Regions from separate parts of the Mus musculus genome. Here region 2 is linked to region 1. Evidence: chromatin loops called from intact Hi-C (ENCODE). Cell type or tissue: heart. All regions are shown on one strand.

Evidence for each region. A loop is a pair of places that touch in the nucleus more often than their neighbours do. Peaks named below come from ENCODE experiments on the same cell type or tissue, not always from the same donor. Only the 100,000 strongest peaks of a DNase experiment are listed, where the experiment ranks them.
Region 2: it touches region 1 in a loop (3-fold over the local background); 12 of 42 quality-filtered maps call a loop at or near these places.

The regions. Positions count from the first base shown.
Region 1 is chr2:22,863,850-22,866,349 of GRCm38, forward strand. The region is part of intron 10 of Apbb1ip (amyloid beta (A4) precursor protein-binding, family B, member 1 interacting protein); the gene reads left to right. Among named protein-coding and RNA genes, the nearest start is that of Gm52503, 28 kb to the right of the region's middle. In heart, a CTCF peak has its summit at 1,000 (motif pointing left); no DNase peak of the experiment used is centred here.
Region 2 is chr2:22,772,764-22,775,263 of GRCm38, forward strand. It overlaps Apbb1ip (amyloid beta (A4) precursor protein-binding, family B, member 1 interacting protein), which reads left to right and starts at 1,564. Exons shown (of 14, transcript NM_019456.2): 1 at 1,564-1,758. In heart, a CTCF peak has its summit at 1,546; DNase peaks (open chromatin) are centred at 868 and 1,608; H3K4me3 peaks cover 1,113 bases; H3K27ac peaks cover 657 bases; H3K27me3 peaks cover 177 bases.

The DNA of each region.
Region 1 (2,500 bases):
GGGTACTGGTTAGTTCGTGTTGTTGTTCCACCTATAGGGTTGCAGACCCCTTCAGCTCCTTGGGTACTTTCTCTAGCTCCTCCATTGGGGGCTCTGTGTTCCATCCTGTAGAGCATCCACTTCTGTATTTGCTAGGCACTGGCATAGCCTCACAGGAGATATATCAGGGCCCTTTCAGCAAAATCTTGCTTGCATATGCAGTAGTGTCTGCATTTGGTGGCTGATTATGGGGCAGTCTCTAGATGGTCCATCCCTTCGTCTTAGCTCCAAACTTTGTCTCTACAATTCCTTCCATGGACATTTTATTCCCTATTCTAGGGAGGAATGAAGTATCCACCCATTGGTCTTCCTTCTTCTTGATTTTCTTGTGTTTTGTAAATTGTATCTTGGGTATTCTAGGTTTCTGGGCTAATATCATGACAAGTATCAGTGAGTGCATATCAAATGACTTCTTTTGTGATTGGGTTACCTCACTCAGGATGATATCCTCCAGATACACCCATTTGCCCAAGAATTTCATAAATTCATTGTTTTTAATAGTTGAGTAGTACTCCAAAGTGTAAATGTACCACATTTTCTGGATCCATTCCTCTGTTGAGGGACATTTGGGTTCTTTCCAGCTCTGGCTATTATAAATAAGGCTGCTATATGTATCAAAAGATGGCCTAGTCGGCCATCACTGGAAAGAGAGGCACATTGGACTTGCAAACTTTATATGCCCCAGTACAGGGGAATGCCAGGGCCAAAAAGGGGGAGTGGGAGGGTAGGGGAGTGGGGGGTGGGGGGTAATGGGGGACTTTTGGGATAGCATTGGAAATGTAAATGAGGAAAATACCTAATTAAAAATTTAAATAAATAAATAGATAGATAAGGCTGCTTTGAACATAGTGGAGCATGTGTCCTTATTACCAGTTGGAACATCTTCTGGGTATATGCCCAGGAGAGGAACAACACAGTGTGGGGCAGCCATCCAAAAGTGTTTGCCGCCATCTCCTGGCGCAACTGGAGAACTACAGCAACAGTCTGCATACTGGTTGGCGTCGTCAGGAAAGAGGAATCTAAGAGGGACAATCAAGGAACTAGCTGGCTTCCAGGCCAGGCTGATGCAAATTCCGAGTCAGTAAAGGAAGCAATCCAATTAAAAGGGTCAACTTTTCTCAGTTGCTAGAAAAGACCACAGACAGGAATCCTTTACATTTTCTGTTGTTTTATTCCTGTAGTATCTTTAAAATACAGTGCTGTCTTCAATGACTCAATATAAACTCAGAAATTCTAGTGGATAAAGAAATAAACAGGAAGCTCTCCAAATATCAATTTTTATCATTTTTAAACACAGAAATAAATAAATTTAGAAATAACTAAAGCCCTTGCAGACTATGTGTCTTGCAGAGGATCGATGTGGGACACAACAAGCACAAAGCTTGCAGGGAAACCACACCATATGCTCTCCCTCATATTCCAGCATATTAAAGGCATAGCTCAAAAGCTCAGATCACCTTTGACGATTAACTACTTTCCTAAAGGTCAGTGAGTTTGCTCAATGCAAGTGGAAGCTCTATGAAGCACCGTAGAGAGGGATTGTGGCTTCAGCCCGTTTCTGCCAATGGAAGCCTCCTAGATCTCCTGATAGCTCTGATCTTTAGTGCCACTAGTTTATGCTCAGACTAGCAAGGCCAACCTGAGCTTCATAAGGCTGCTCTAAGGAAACACAAACACATACACGCACACACACGCACGTGCATACACACACACACAAAAACAGTTGTTTTAGTTGGTATTTTTTTATACAATAAAATGTAATCGAAGTTACAATGGCCCATGAAAATTGACATCACACACATTTCAGATCCTAGGTTTGGTTACCAGCCTCTGACCCAATGACTTCAACTTTTCTGATATAAGAGTAAATACTATGCTTATTTATATATTTAAAAAATTATTTTGACACCCAGATTAAGGTTCTACTACATGCCAGGCATGTGCTAAGCACCAGGGATCTTCCAAAAAAAATAATACAGGCAAAGTTCCCATCTGATAGAGAGCTGAATATGTAAAAGCCAAACAGAAACAAAAGCTACAGGGACTAGAGAATCCAGAAACAGAGTTGCAATCTTTTTGTGTCTGCCACATCAGTGTTCTCTTGTAAACTCCTGGGGGCCTATATAACCCCTGTACACACACTGTTGATGGCCACTTAAGGACAGATAGAAACACTCTGAATGCCATCATGCCTGCAGAGGATGTGCCCAAGTGGATGTGAAACCACCATTAGGAAAGAGCGATAGATCATTGCAAAACTCTGTATTCTTGTTGAAAGAAATGACACCTGGACTAAATTTTGGCACAAATAAAACTAATTTTATAAGCACCAGTTTTGTAACGTAAAATGCCTACTAGGTAAGCCCCTTATATGATAGAGAGGCAACCTGATTTCCAATGAGGAACAGACATATAAAATATATAACGGATTTCAGCATTTAGAAGGGAGAAATACAATTAT
Region 2 (2,500 bases), 91 kb before region 1:
TTAGAGGTATCAACCTTTCTTTCTAGGATATTCTTGTGTAAAACTCCTAACATCATTGGATGGCTCCTTTCATTTAGGTCCGACTCAAATGCTGGTCATAAGGTTGATCTTTTTCCACAACTCCAATTGACATAGAAGCCCTATCAGCATAACCATTACTTTATACCGTCACCTTTTATTCTTTCTCAGCATGTTGACTATGCAGTGTATTAGCTGTTTTCTGTGGAGTAGGGTGTGCCATCCAGCAAAGCAGCAATCCTTTCTGTTACTGCTGTTTATGTTCTTCTTAGACAAACTATATATAGTCTCCCATTGAGTACTGGAACTATCTGAAATTAATTATATGTCTAATTTATATCTTCATGTCTCCACCATTTTGCCTTACAGTGAACCCTTAAAGACACAGCTGTGTAGAGGAAGAGAAATTAACTCAATCATCATTTAAAATCATAATTGATTTTAGTGGCTGTATTTTCAGATCTCCCTAAACACTTTCTCTCAGAGTGAGTCCCAGTCAATCTTGTGATATACAAGCTATGAACAAACAAAATCATAAGAACAAAACCAGAAAGTGATCTTGGTGGCACATGAGAGGCAGGAGGATCTCTATATGTTCGAAGCCAGCCTGATATACATTGTAAGTTCGAGGACAGCCAGTGTGACAATTACACTCTGACTTTAAAAAATAAAGATGTTGGAGGGACCACAGCCCATCATCAGAGTAGTCTCCACTGAGAACAGACACCTGCTGAGCCCTTCCTTTACCTCCACCCAGGGAAAGATCTACTCTGGCACAAAGGCCATCACACTGCACCACTTCTCTGTCCACCCTAACTGGAACGTCCCCTTCTGGGCTGGTCCAGGAAGTCTTAGACAATGGCAGATTGAGGAAGTGCAGCGAGGGTTGAGGTAAAGACATAGAAGGCTGTTGCAAAATAAGCTGGCCCCTTTACCCTTTGTGGAACTTAATAGATTGGGATTGATCCACACGATGTGAAAATAAACGGAAGACAGGCCTCAACAGAAGCAGAGGGTCCTTTTATTAAAACAGTGAAAGGAGGCAGTCTTGGGGGAAGTGGAGGCTGCGCAGATGCTCAGGGAGCTTGACGGTTTTGTGGGGCAGAAAAGGGAACTTACATCTGTTCCGCTCAAGTCTCAAAATTGTAACCAACGTAGGTTGATATTTAGATCTCCTTGGGAACTAACTGCCTGCAGGTGTTACTGACTGGTGAACTCTCTTGTAGGGAGTTTCTCAGCTAATCTGAGACTTTTAGTCCTGAGCACCCCTTGAGCACTAACCCTTCAGACTAGCATCTGGGCGTTAGTCTCAGACTCTTACAAAGAACACAAGACCCACACAGATGAGAGAAGGCTTTCTCTGACCTTAGGGCAGGAAGTGTTTTCTTCCAGGGGTGGACAGGGTTTGGAAAAAACAACCCGAACTTGCTAAACTTGCGGAGCCCTTTAGGCGGGGCTTGGTGTCTGTCTATTCTCCTCCAGGGCTTTGCTAGCTAGCACCTCCGTGCAAAGCCGAGAGTCTGCGCCGCCGGGTGGGCAGGGCTCAAAGCACTTCCTCCTCCCTGAGCCCACGTCCTCGCCTCGAGGCCGGTCCAGCCCAGAGGCGCCAACCACTCATCTCTGCTCATTCCGGTGCACTTAGGCTCAACCCGGCCCATCTCTGGCTCAGCCCCGCGCATCTCTGCACAGCCTCCTCGCATCTCTGCAAGCCCCCCTCGCACCCTCCTCCCAGCAGTCAAGGTAAGCGGCACCCTAGTCCTGCGCACGGGTTTGGGGTACTCAGGCTGCCACACTGCGTGTCCTATGGGGGTGGGGGAGACAACAGTTGTGGCACAGGTCCACGCACCGGCCACGTGAACACGCCCCCCCCCCCTTCCCCTGGCAGCCAGGAAGCTTCAGGTCCCCTGGGCACCTCTTGTGCTCTTGACCTGTGGCTCCCTCTTCTCCCCACTGCGTTTTGTTTTAACAGATTTTCTGCTTAAGAAATGTTACCAGGTCTCAGGGACCCCACATTAAATTGAGCTAATCTTGAAACAAAACATCCCCTGAGGCATTTTAGGGCACCTCACATTAAGTGGTAGTCTGAGGAGACTCATTTGAGAGTCAGAGGACACATAGCTCAAAGTGTTTCCCTTCATTTAAAACTTTAACTGCAGTTCTGCTTTTTGAAGCCTGTCTTTCCCTCTCAGTCTCCTTTTCTTTGTAAAAAATGTGGTAAGGATAAGTTTGAATACCAGACAAGGGTTTCCTAATTTAGTTTGGAGTGAAGATTCAGAAAATGCTTTATATATTGAAAGACAAGAATGCTCTTGTATACCACCACCACCACCACCACCACTGCCACCACCACCGCTAGAACCCCCAGTACAGGCCCCTCGCTCGGACTTTATCACGTGTACCTCTTCATTCCCCTTGGCGATGTATTTCTCAGCTTTCATACCAAGGTGCAGAGTGACATGTGCTCTCCTAGAGCGTCTCAGCA